2 separate regions of the Mus musculus genome follow, and region 1 is linked to region 2. Evidence: chromatin loops called from intact Hi-C (ENCODE). Cell type or tissue: heart. All regions are shown on one strand. Links, peaks and the distances in the headings refer to the core of each region. The heading gives the core; the rest is flanking DNA.

Region 1 (5,000 bases), core at 1-5,000, 57 kb before region 2:
TTTCTCATAGCTGAAATGTGAAGAAAAAGGACACATGATTAGAGAAACATGGAGAGACCAAGATGATTATCCCACGTCATTCTCACCTTATTACTAGAGATGACTGTCCCATTAGCTACAGAGAGAATATTGTGTGCAGTGCTGGGAACTAAGACCCAGGTTTTCTCCTCAGTTCACAAATTCTGTTAAATCTTTGTTTTGATTTTAAATCAAAATAAGTATGTTTATGCTTTTATTCTGGGATGAAATACAGGAATTAGTATAAAAAGTTATTCATGAACTATGAGGCCTTTGCTTGGGGGCTTCTGTCCATGATCTGTGTGTGTATTTAATAAAACAAATTTGAATGTCTTTACTGGAAGGTTCTGCTCCTTGAAGAAGTATGGGCTTTGTCCATCCATCCATCTGTCCTCCTGTCCATCCGATTGTCCATCCCACCCACCCATCCCCTCCTCAGTCCCCCTCATTAAGTGGCTTGTTAGCACCAGGCATTATTCTAAGCTCTGAGGATACAGCAGTGAACAAGACAAAGTCTGACCTGTTTGTGTGGATACTTGCTGGGCAAACAAGTGCTCTGCAGAGGAAAAACCCTAGGCAGAGTGGAGAGTGTCTTCAAGGAGAGGCGCTCAGTCTTACCTAGTGCTGCAAGGTTTTCTGGAAGGACGAGGGGCTTGCAGAGGATGGGGGGCAGGGGGGGACTGGCAGAAAGTCTCTGGTGCCAGTGGCTTCATGGTTATGCAAGCTGAGTGGTCACATGGGTCATACCCTGCACTTAGTTTAATGCTTGCAATTGTTATTTATTTTAAATGATGTATGTATCTGTGCACGGTCAGTCAGTCTGTGCGCGGTGCCAGGAGAGGCATCACATTCCCTAGAGCTGGAGTTGGGGGGTTGTGAGCTATCTGACAGAAGGTCCTAGGGATTGCAGGAGCAGTGACTGCTCTTAACCACCAAGTCGCCTCTTCAGCCCTTGCAATTCTATTATTATTATTCCCTTAATTTTCTGCCCTGCAGTTGTTAAAGCTCTCTCTCCTTAGGAACCCTAACACACTCTCACACCAAAGCTCCACAACATCTCAGACGCTGATGGTGGGCTGTGCCGTCACCTACCAAACAATTCCCAAGCATGGTCCAGCGCTTCCTGAACTGAACCCTCTTCCTGCGACCCTGCGGGCATCTCTTCTGCCTTCTGTCCAGCCCAGATCCTGAATCTCCGATCCCAGCGTTGACTCAGCTGGGCTCTGAAAGCAGAGGCTGGCCTGTTTGCCACAGAGAATTTTTTCATTGCCACGCCCAGCCTCCTGGGAATCCTCGGGTTCATAGCTGCCCTTCCTGCCTCCCTTCTGCTGACCCTGGGATGGAGAGACCTGCTGTGTGCAGGTCTTACCTCCACCCCACATACTGCACAGTCCCACCATGGGACTGGATAGCATCCGGTCTCACTTGTGGCTTGAGAAAATAAGCTGGTAAACTGGGGAAAGGTTCAAAGTAGTCTCGTGTATTTGGAAAGAGCAGCAGATATTTCCTGGGAAAATCTATCTCAGGCGTCTCCCAGGCATGAACAGTGTGCAAGGTACTGGGCAGGTTCCCTTCTGTAGGTGGCAGTTGTCTCTGTAGGCAGTCCAGGGCTTGATTGACTACTGCTGCTTGCTCTTGTAGCTGGGTTTGGGATTACATTCGATGTGAAGAGATAAATCAGCTTTTTGTGCCCTGCTTAGGAACTTAACCTCTCTTTATAGCAAGAGAAAGGATTCCTAAGCTCTAAATAGCTGACTTACTAATGAGGCCTGGATACCTTGGGGACCATCTCCTGTATTTATTCTGTTTTATATGTGATGACTTATCTCCATAAAAGATTTACCTCTTTCAATATAGAGGCCGTTTCTCATACATCTGCTAATAGCTCCTCCCTTCCCCCACACTAGGCATGTCCCTGAAGTCACAGTGTTTTGCACATACATTAATTTAAGCTGGGTGGTGTGCCTCCTGTACTGTCATCTAGGGACTTGAGAAGAACAGAAGTCTGTGGAGTTAGCTCCCATGCTGCCTCTGTTGGTATCTTGATGCACTTTGACATTCCTCTTTGCTTGTGCAGGAAAAATATTTCAAGACAAAATGGGTGCTGATGGTGAGAGTGAGCCTTTCCCCGGTCTACCAGCTTATTTTCTCAAGCCGCAAATGAAACTGGATGCCATCCATCCCTGCAGTGGGACTGTGCAGTATGAGGGCTTGAGATAAGCTGTGCAGACAGCAGGTCTCTCTCCATCCCAGGGTCAGCAGAAGCGGCCTGGCCCGGCAGATCTGTTTAAGCACCATCTTGAGAGAGCGCCCGAGTGGCGGTTGCCCCAGAGATACGTGTTGGGAAGTGCATCTTGGAGTCGGGTTCTTCCCTCTGCACTGATTTGGTCTTAGTAATTATAATTACCCCTTTTCTGCTGAACAGGAGAAGGCAGATTAAGTTTCTAACACGATGGTACAAAGGCTGTTCATTTATGGAGTTAGGCTTATAGTAGAACGTGAGGACATCAGCCTCTCTGGGGACAGATCCTGTCACAGTTTGTCTCAGCGCTCTTTTGGAGTGAGGCCAATAGACTTGGGAAAATCCAGTATGCACCGACCTTAGTCGTAATACAGCCCCTTTGTGTGATTCCTCCCTGGATTTTTCTATCTTCCCATGATTTAGGGCCATGGTTCTCAACATGTAGCTCGCACAAAGCATCCCTGAGAAAGAGCTGTGAGCCCTGCCCATGGAATTTTGGGGCACTCGTTCTAGGAGGTGCCTCGGACATTAAAACAATGCCATGTGTGATTTCAGTGTCATTCTGGGAGTCACTGAGAGGCAGAGACTTGTTCTTGGCACCATGGTCAGGCCATAAAGCCACATCCTCACCAGCAAGGCGCTTTCTTTTGTCTAGAGCTTGAGTTTGGAGAGCTGTGCTGTCCCCTTTGTCAGATGATGTTCTTACAATGTTGCATTGCTGTTAATATTTCTGTGCCATTTTTCCTGAGACTATCCGTGTTGTCTGTCACTGGGTTGTCCTGGTGTGGCTTGTAACTGCTGGCTGGCGATGTGTGCCAGGTGTCTAGGTGGCAGCCCGACAGCATCCTTGGTCTCAAGGGCTTTCTCCACACACAAATACAAGCAGTGTCTGCAGGGAGGAATGGCTTTGTGTCATCATAGGACACTTCTGCAGCAGCTAAGTACTTGGAGTGGATGCTGAGCTACAGCTTGGGTCAGGGTGGCATCAGGTCTGGCCACAGGATTGATCACACTTGTAGTCTCTGGTAAGGCATTTCCCATGTGGACAGACACCACAACATGCTGACGCTTATGGGCCAGGCACTTACCTGTTTCCTCTGTTGGAGGATAGAATAGCATCTCTCTCTTCACCTGCATGCTCATATACCACCACCTCAGTGGGTGTCGGAAGGTGGTCTCCTCTCTGCAGCTGTGCACTAAGAACCTTGGGGTTGCTCGTGCTCTGCACAGGACCACATGGGCTCACTGGTTGACTGGGGGAAAGTTGGACTTAGAGGAGTCAGCTCTCAGGTGTAGACTCACACACGGCTTTAGTGGGTTGGCCACTCAGGTCAGGAGTGAGGCGAGTGGCCTTGTCCTCAGTGCAGACTCTTGGGATGGCACTTTGGTGAGGCAGCCCCTCTGGCCAGAGGCAGCATCACGAAGTAGTTAGTGTGTGTCATGAGCTGTCGGCGCCTCTTTGGTGGCTGGTGGCCTCCTTTTCCTTCCTGCCATTCCCTAACCAGTGGTGGACTAGGAAAGCTCAGCCTCCTGGAAGTAGGGGAGGGGACTTGATTGTTCGGAATTGACATTGTCAGTCACTTTAGAGTTTAGAAGCAATCCTAAGAGTGTGGATTTAAAAGGAAAAGTTGGCTCTGCAGTGTTGTTTATGTTCTTAAGTTCACCTAGAAACAGTGGCTGGCCTCCAAATCTTACAAACGGGGCTGAGGCACAGAGTCTGTCTGGCTGTTGGTGTGGTGACCCTCACAGTGCTGGTGGTCACTGCATCCTGGTGGGCTTCATCTTTCTCCCCATGCACCACAGCAGACCTTCCGAGCAGTTAGGTGCCCTTTAGAGTTGGTCATACTGCTTTGTGTGTTGTGTGGGCCCTCCACTGTGTGGACTGAGCCTCAGTCTCTAGTTCTCTTGTCACTGCTGGGAGTAAGTGTCTGTTTACAGTGGGATAAGTTAAGGGGCAGTGAGTCACCAGCAGGCAGGCTTAAGGGTGATAGGGGAGGTCTATAGCATGAGGAAGAGAACGGAGCTGGCACCCAGGCTCTGCAGGCCTTTCTTAGTGGGACTGCCTTCCATGTTGAATGTGGGAAATAGGCCGACGAAATAGGCATTTGTTGGGAGGCTGTGACTTCTGCCCAGAATCAAAGCAAAAGATGGCATTTCACATTCATCTCAAGGCCAGTTTATAGTGTGGCCCACTGTAAAGAAGCCTGTAGCTTGATAGAGCATGCCTCACCCTATCTCAGTGTGTCTTGCTTAGCCTCACCCTGCGTTAGCTTTGGCTGTGTGAGGATAAAGAGACTTTTTCTTCTTGTTTCTTTACCATGTGGACAGACAAAATAATGTAGAAGAAAAGACAGGAGGCCATCCGGGGTGGCTTTGTGAATAATAGCCTCTTACCTGGTGTTTGCCTGCTAGTTCACAGACCAGCAGTGACTCCCACAGGGCCTTGAGGTGTCTCAAGTTGCATCTGGTTGTCTGTGGTACTCTTCACTGGTGAGTTAAGGTAGCCATTAGGCAAGGACCTTGCCCGATGTGAGTCCTGGCAACTGTTTTCTTAGGCGGGACCCATGTCTTCCAATTATCCTTGCAGATTTTTTCCTGTTTTTCTGCACGGCCAGCATCCTTCCACTGAGTGAACATTCTGTTCCTCCTTTGTCCGCAGAGACCTGTCAGTGTCTTTTCCCAGGAGAGCCTTTTGGCCTATGTGCTTAGCCTGTTTTTGCAGCCAAACACACTGTTTCCT
Region 2 (8,061 bases), core at 1,736-6,735:
GTGGCTCTCAGTGAGCACCATGCACAAGCCTTTGCCATGCAGGTTCTGTAGCCCTGATAGAAGGACCTCCTGGGTCACAGTGAGCTCACACCAATGGTAAGTGCTGCCATCCTTCCCTTAGCAGGAGTTGGACTGGATTAGATCTCCTGGTCCCTCCAGCTGTGTCCTCGGGCTTCCTGAGCCTTGCTTGTGCTGAGTCGGGGGGACGTGGCTTCCCTTCTCAGAGTGCACTTGGTTTTCACTGTTAGAGGCATCTTTTCATTGGACAGGAGCCATGCCCATCCCTGTAAATGGTCCCTGTGCTCAACTGTTTCTTGACTGTACAGACCAAGTCGAGATGACTGGGGGGCACTAAACAACTCCTCTCTCCACAGGTTGACTACCTTGAAATAGTTCCGAATACTGGGAGGTACCCTGTGGCAATAGCCACAGCCGGGGATCTGGTGTACCTGCTGAAGGCCGACGACTCAGCCAGAACCCTTCATTATGTCTATGGCCAGCCTGCCACATGTCTGGATGTCTCAGCCAGCCAGGTTGCCTTTGGAGTGAAGAGTCTAGGATGGGTGTATGAAGGAAACAAGGTATGGAAACAGTGGCATGTATACATTAACAAGGAAGAGTATAGATTTGGTTTTTAAGGCAGCCAAAAAATGAAGCACTTTGTGTTTTGTTTGGTTTGGTTATGGTTGTTTGAAACAGGGTCTCGCATATCCCAGGCTGTCCTAGAACTCATGATGTGCTGGGAGGAGCCATGTGCACCACCACACAAGTAGTGTGTTAACACTCTGAATGCTCTTGTTTTCAGCTGGTTCAGGGCAGTGTATGAGCAAGACAGAAATGTCCAAGCAATGAAATGGAGCACGAGACGGAGTTCCTCCTCCGCTGCACACAGGTGTCCATGTAGACGCCAGATAGACAGACAGACAGACAGACAGACAGAGGCTGAGGATGGATCTTTGTAGACAGAGGGTCATGGTATGTGACCTGTTCTGTGCCTAGCAGTGTACCTTGGGCAGTGTTTCACCTCTCATGTCCCCAGCTCCCTGCTGTAGAGTTCCAGCTTGTGCTTAGAGCTCATAGTCCAGAGGCACAGACGTAAGTTCCCCGTGTGTATAGCTCTAGGCAAACCTGCTGGTAGGCGGCTCACAGCAGCCTAATGAGCAGCACAGGCGCTTTCAGTGCCATCTGAATGCATACGGCCAATTCAGAGTCCACAAGCACATAGTCACTGAGCCTCTAGTGCATGGCTTAACCGACACGGGCCAGCAGCCGACTGACATGTGTCTGCTCTTTATAGCTAGGACTCAGATGAAGGCTTTGTGAGAACAGAGAGTTTTGATCTGACTTCATTTGTACCTGATACAGGACTGGGGCTTAACTACAGTCCACTATTGATCAGCCATGATAAAAGCCCACTGACATCCAAACACTATGATGGATTTTAATCAGGGGCTTAACTCTGTAGCCTGTAGGAGTATCCAAGGGTGCTATTTCTGGTCACTGGACGATGTCTCTGTACCATATGCTGACCACACTGGTGGTTTAGGCCCACAGCTGTGTGAACATTGAGTAATAGTGTTTCGGCGTCCACCCTTCATCCACTAAGTTGGCAGGTCCTGTGGGCATCGCAGGTAGCCACGACATCAGTGTGTGGCTGGCAGTGGAGTGTTAGACAGCATTACACACAGATTTCGGTGTTAATAAGCCCTCTACAGAGCTTGTCTGTCTGAGCTGGAAGCAGGGCTGCCCTCGGTGGTGCAGGCTGGCAGGCCTGGGGGAGTCAGTGCTCTGTACACCTGGACCCTCATGCAGCCATTGTTCCTGGGCTCGATGTGCAGGGCAAAGCAGGTGCCACACAGCACTTACCAGCATCTTCTTTGGCTATACAAAGTCAAAGAAAAGTTTCTAGTTTGTATTTTTGCCTTTACTTTAAAACAGATTTTTAAACACTTTAATATATATATATGTGAGGGTATTTTGTCTGCATGTATGTTTGGGCACTAAGCATGCAGTACCTGCAGAGGCCAGAAGAGGGCACTGAACTCCTGGAATGGGAGTTCCAGATGGCTGTGAACCACCAAGTGGGCTCTGGGAACTAAATCCAGGTCCTTCGCAGAACAGCCAGTACTTTGAACCAGAGCCACTGCTCCAGCCCCTGGAGTACTTTTGTTCGGACTCCTGATTGAGAATTTCAGATATGGGAAGTGTAGGGCAGGAGCTTCCTCCCCAAGCCTGTCAGCTACTGCCTGTCATTTGGTTTTGGAGCCAAGTTGGTGTTGTCCATTTCTTGTGCATCCTTGTGAAATGGGCCCTCTTTCTGTAAAGTGTGGGTGGAGCTGGGTGTGGTAGCTCTCACCTTTCATCCCAGCACCCTGGAGCAGAGGCAAGCAGATATTTGTCTTGAAGGTTAGCCTGATCTACATAAGGAGTCCAGGCCAGTTAGGGCTCTCATGAGTGACCCGCCTCAGGAAGATGATCATGGGTAAGTGCTAGAGCACTCTGCATCACTGCTCCTTGTCTCTGCCTGTTGGGGTGACTTTGTAACACATCACAGAGCCCCCTGCTCCTGTTTGGTTGGGTTTTAGAGCTTTCTGGCATCGATCAGGCCGTATGTGTGGCCTCACCATTCCACCCACTCTGCAAGAGTGTGGCTTGCACCAGTGCTTACAGGGTAAGCTTCTCTCTGAGGACTCACTGGGTCAAACCTGCTGCCCTGAGGATATTCTTGAGGGGTAACAGCGCCCACCCCACAGACTTCCTGGGTGCCTCTTCTCTAGGCTTTGCGGCTGGGAAGGAGGGTGGGGCTTTGCCTGACTTTGTTGTTCAGTTTATACTTTGTATCTCTCTGCTTGGAAGGCTTCCCCACATGGAGTGGCAGTGCCAGCAGCACTTAGGCCAGTGTCATGGTGCAGAGTGGTGAGTGCACTGCTGCGCACCTCTCCGCTGCTTGCTGGATACTCCTGGGGCCCATGGTTCTGGGGAACACTTGTCTGACCTCTCTTAGGCAATGAGGAATGGACCATGACTTCTGGGTTTGGTGAGCGGGGCTGAGCAGCTGAGGCTTATATGTTGTCTCTAAGGGCCATGCTCATTGCATCGGGCAGGGATGATGGTGCAGGAATCATTCCCAGTGTCCCAGCAAGAAGGGCTGCTCGGAGGTCTTTAACTTAGAGCAGAAAAGAATTCTGAGTCTCTGATGTCCGTTCTTAGTTCTCAGACTTGAGTATAAATGTCACTGAATGGCAGCTGACAGTAGAAGAGGCAGAAGTGTCTTAACCACGTCGTTTCACACTGCCATGCATCCACACAGCCCTCAACATGGCCCTGATAGTCCAGCAGCCTCCTAAAACTTGGTTTTGTCACGTAGTTTGGAATTCATCAGCAGTGCTTTTGTTTCCGTAACGATTTATAACAGCACACTACCTTTATTAATCTCTTTGCTGCCTGAATGTGCTCTCAGGGTGGATGGCTAGAGGCAGAGCTGCCGCGGGCGAACACCATGCTGTCGATGAGCTCGTGTCTCATAAAGGGATCCGGAGCCCCACTTAGTGCTCTCAGCATCGCTCTGTGGAGCTGGACATATTTCCCAATTTAGTTCTGAAGCTCTTGGCATTTGATGGCAGATTGTATTAAGCAGCACGCGGAGTGCATCCTAATCAGGGCAAAGGGTGAAGTCATCGCAGGCTGGAGTGAGCTGGGCAGGGAGGGAGGCTGGCTTAGGCTGCAGCAGCTTACATCACACTAGAAAGTAATTGCCCGACTCTCTGAGCTAATGACTGCCCATGTGCAGCCAGGAAGAGACTTGGGATTGGTTGCCTGCACTGGCCACAAGGGGAGCGTCTGTCTGGAGCCTTGGGTCAGAGTGTGCTGCAGATGGGTTGCCTTCTGCCCTGTCTGCCCAATCAGAGCGCCATCTTTTCTTCTGTTGAGGTTTCTGTGTGTGAGAGTCGAGACTTAATACTTCACATGCAAGACAAACAAGCAAAAATTGAAAGTTTGTAAAATATTTTCGCACGCTCTCCAGAACTCTGTGTCTCAGTTCCTTCTTTGTCCGGGCATTGACGGCTGACTCCTGAAGCCTGGTTTTCTGGAAGGAAGAGGGCCCAGCGTTGTTAGATTCCGTCACATCAGTGAGCAGGATCCCGTGGGTCGGGCATGCTTCCCTCTCCTGTTCAGCCTCTGCTCTGTCAGAGTAACCAGGGTGCAGAGGTTCTCTCTTGGGAGGCTGGGGGGAACTCCAGAGTGCTGAAAATCTCAAAGATAACTGAAAAATGAGAAATGAAGATTCGAGATTGTTTTGTGCAGGTGTTGCTCTTTTTTTTTTTTTTTTTAAAGATTTATTTATTATTACATGTAAGTACACTGTAGCTGTCTTCAGACACACCAGAAGAGGGAGTCAGATCTTGTTACGGGTGGTTGTGAGCCACCATGTGGTTGCTGGGATTTGAACTCTGGACCTTCAGAAGAGCAGTCGGGTGCTCTTACCCACTGAGCCATCTCACCAGCCCCGCAGGTGTTGCTCTTAATGCCAATCCCTGATCTTGTTGATATTACTGATAAGGAAGGACTGAATGGCACACTCTTAGCCTTTAGTGGGAACCTTGACACATCCCCACAGAGCCCCAGGGTCACTTGGGACATTCGGTGCCCCTCAGCTCAGCAGCTTCTGAAGATTCAGAACTGAGATCTCTAAGGCCACGCAGCGTGAAGGGTTCTGTGGAGGCTGCTGTTGTTACTTGCTGGGGAGGTAACTGACTGGGACTTAGGATCTGCGGTTCCTGGAAGGGTGAAGTGACTAGGTAGAAGGTTTGATCAGTGGGCTGAACAGGACTCTCAGAGTCATAAACTTCATAATGTTACTTTCCTTGCTATTCCAGTCCAGAAATTGTGGTGATGCTTGGTACGGTTGGTGCTCCTGTGCCCACTAGTATTGGGGAGGAGTTGGAGTTGTGCAGACAGAGACAACAGGCCGATGGAGAGAGGTGGCTCAGGCCAGCTGGAGCCCTAGGGATCCCTGGGAGGTGTGGGAGCCCGGGTTAGTTTCTTTTTCTGAGACTGGTTTTGAAAGAGGCCTATGAGTGAAAAGGGCCATTCAGAGCTGATGTGAGTGAGGTCTAGTATGAGTGAGGAGGTGATGTGAGTGAGGGCTGGTGTGAGTGAGGGCTGGTGTGAATGAGGACTAATGTGAGTGAGGGCTGATGTGAGTGAGGGCTGATATGAGGAGCTGATACGGGTGCTGAGTCCCAGTAAAGCTTTGCCGGCAGGGCTGGCACCACACCTCAGATAGTTTCTGTTTGCACACACCCTTCATGGTTTCGTATGCCACTGATGTTTGTAGTATTTCTGGATTTTTAAATTAACTTATCAGTATTCTGAAGACATTAACCACGTTTACAAAGCATTATGTTGACATATATCATGCCCACTGCCCTTTACTGGGCTTTTGAATTAAGATTAGATTTTTATCTAGGGTCTAATTTTTCCAGTGACTTCCCTGGTTATATGTAGACTTCCTGTCCTGGTTCACCATCCTACACACTTGGGAGACTGAACTTGGAGTTGACTGTTGGGATTATTTCCCCAGCACAGATGGGATGGCTTTGATGTCTCTGTGCCAGATGAGTCTCGGAGTAAATATTGCCCAGACAGCAGCTAGGTTTGTCAGTGTTAAAAATCAGCATCGGGATCTGGGGGGACCTGGTGGAAATGTTTGCCTCTTTCCAGGTGTGAAAACAGTGACTATGGGGTGAGCTGCGTGCTCCCACCAGGTCCAGACGGTTGAGCAGGGAAGGAGAGAGGGAGAGTAAGAACACAGCTCATGGCCGGTGTGGGCCCAGCCTCCAACTATTTCAGATGTTTACTGTGCTCAGATGACCCCAGCAGTTACGGTGGAGGACTCCTGCTCTTTCCCAGACTGTGCCTTATTAACGTGGCCTGCACATCTGTCTTCTGTCAGTCCTGGGTTAGCGGGGGTGGGTCAGCACTAGCATCAGCTATTGAGTTGTGCTTGTACTTCTATAGACCCCAGACTGCTCCTTATTCACCCCCTCGACAGTGAATTCAGGATGGGTTCCTGAATTGCAGCTAGGCAGAGGAAAACTAGCCCAGCTCACACTTGAGCAGTCTCTTGCCAAATTACAGGACTTGGGCACGGTCATGAGGTTTGCTGAGTGTTAAAGTGAGACTGAGACTGAGGCTGCGTGTCCTCTGAAGGCTAGCCGTCGGTGGCAGCCCTGCCATGACCTAGGTCCTAGCTACCGCTTCCCTCCTCTTCAAGCAGAGTGCACTGCTGAGGCTTGACTTTCTGGACCTAACCCCAGGTCCACACCCACTTTTCTTCAGGTCCCTGTCAGTCTAGGCTGAGGTACTGGCCTGAGCTCCTATGCGCCTACAGAGGGCTGGGGTTCCACTTCCCCACTTCCTTGGGTTGGGAACTCGTACATCTTTTCACAGGAGGTTTTGAAATGCACACTGAAAACGCCCCGGAGCTGTGTCCGTACACCCCTCCTCCCATTCCTGCACCCAGCCCTCCCTGGCATATCCACACCCCTGCATCCCTACCCATACCCTTACTCTTACCCACACTCCTGCACTCCCTGGCACACACCTATACCCCTGCATACCTTGCACTCCTTGGTACACACTCATACGTCAACTATTTCTAGTTAGATCAGAAAAATGGCCCACGCAGAGCATGTGGGTGAGACCCTACTGCCTGCCTGTAGCCTGGCTTTCAAAGCCCTCAGAAGTTGGACACCACCTTAGCTTCCAACTCTCTATCCTCACCTACGTGCCGAGTCTCTGTACGCAGCCCAGAGGTGTTCACCTCTTGAATGTGGTATTCCTTCCTGCCCAGGATTAGCAGATGCCTCCTCTCCCTCTCCCTTCTCCTCTCCTCATGTCCTTCCAGAAGCGTGGGCCTCAGCTTCAGCCTCGTGGTCCCTCCCTTGACCTCGACACACAGGAACCCACAGCTCACATTTTGACCCTGTTGCTAACCAGCACTGTAGCCCACAACAGCAGGGAAGCAGCCCAGGTAGTTAGAGCACAGAAGCCCTGACACGTCTGAGGTGGCACTCACAGGAGCAGAGCTGGTGATCAGTGTGCCTGGCCAGGGTGTGGCGTTCCCAGAGCCACCATTGACACTCCTGCTAGGACTGCATTTGGGGTATCCTGGAGTAGAGGTTTAAAGAGTAGGAACATTGAAGCCTACTTCCAGAACTTCCTAGCTGGGTGAGAGATGTGTCCTCTGTCAGCTCCATTTCTTTATAGGAAGTGAGAAAAGCGGTAGTCTCACCTTATAGCATTTTCTAGGGTCAGATGAACTGTGGGCACAGTGGAGCTGGCTCTTGGGAATAGCCAGTTTGGACAGAGTTCAGGAAGGGGCTCTTCAGTATGGTATCTGGGATGGGAAGGACTGGGCTCTGCCTGGCCTGCTTCCCAGCTGGTCTCTGTGCAATGTGAGGCAAGGTATTTCAGGTGGCTTTCAGTTCAGTTTCCTGGTGGCTAAGTGCAGGTGGCAGCTGAGACTCGGGAGTGGGAGAATCGAGTGTCATGCTGCTCTCTGCGGGTCCCCAGGGACAGCATCACGGACTGCACAGTGAGCAGAGGATGTGTGTGTGTGTGTGTGTGTGTGTGTGTGTGTGTGTGTGTGTGTGTGTGTCAGTGTATCATGTCTATGGCCTGTGCACCCACAGTAAAGGCTCTGCCTGTTCCCAGCCGACTTTCGCCCCCTTCAGCTGCCATTTGTTTCCGTGGTGTAGCTTAGGCACCAGCCTTCGGCCCACCCTCTGAGTCGCTTCTCATTTAGTTTGGGGCTGAAGCAGAAGTCAGACTGGTCAAAAGATAGGGTAATTAGGTAAATGCCTGGCTTGCTTACAGGCTATGAGAACTCTGACCACTCTCTGTCACTGCCATTGAAGACACTAGCATTTGTACTTTAAAGAGCGGTCCCTGGCCTGCAGCTTCATTTCTCCCTACAAAGTGCATGCACTGACGCCCTGTCTCTCTCATGGGCCCATGTGGCCTGTGTCCTTAATACCTGTGCATGTGTAGAAACTG

What was found. Hi-C counts contacts between places; a loop is a spot of excess contacts. Peaks named below come from ENCODE experiments on the same cell type or tissue, not always from the same donor. Only the 100,000 strongest peaks of a DNase experiment are listed, where the experiment ranks them.
Region 1: it touches region 2 in a loop (1.8-fold over the local background); 5 of 42 quality-filtered maps call a loop at or near these places.

What each region holds. Positions count from the first base shown.
Region 1 is chr5:118,143,763-118,148,762 of GRCm38, reverse strand. All of the region lies in intron 1 of Fbxw8 (F-box and WD-40 domain protein 8), which reads left to right. Among named protein-coding and RNA genes, the nearest start is that of Gm26411, 2.6 kb to the left of the region's middle. In heart, for the core only: no CTCF peak of the experiment used is centred there; DNase peaks (open chromatin) are centred at 2,262, 2,572, 3,722 and 4,932; H3K27ac peaks cover 281 bases.
Region 2 is chr5:118,085,016-118,093,076 of GRCm38, reverse strand. Fbxw8 (F-box and WD-40 domain protein 8) reads left to right here. Exons shown (of 11, transcript NM_172721.2): 7 at 375-581. Among named protein-coding and RNA genes, the nearest start is that of Gm30466, 19 kb to the right of the region's middle. In heart, for the core only: CTCF peaks have their summits at 2,030 (motif pointing right), 3,817 and 6,304; a DNase peak (open chromatin) is centred at 3,766; H3K27ac peaks cover 1,623 bases.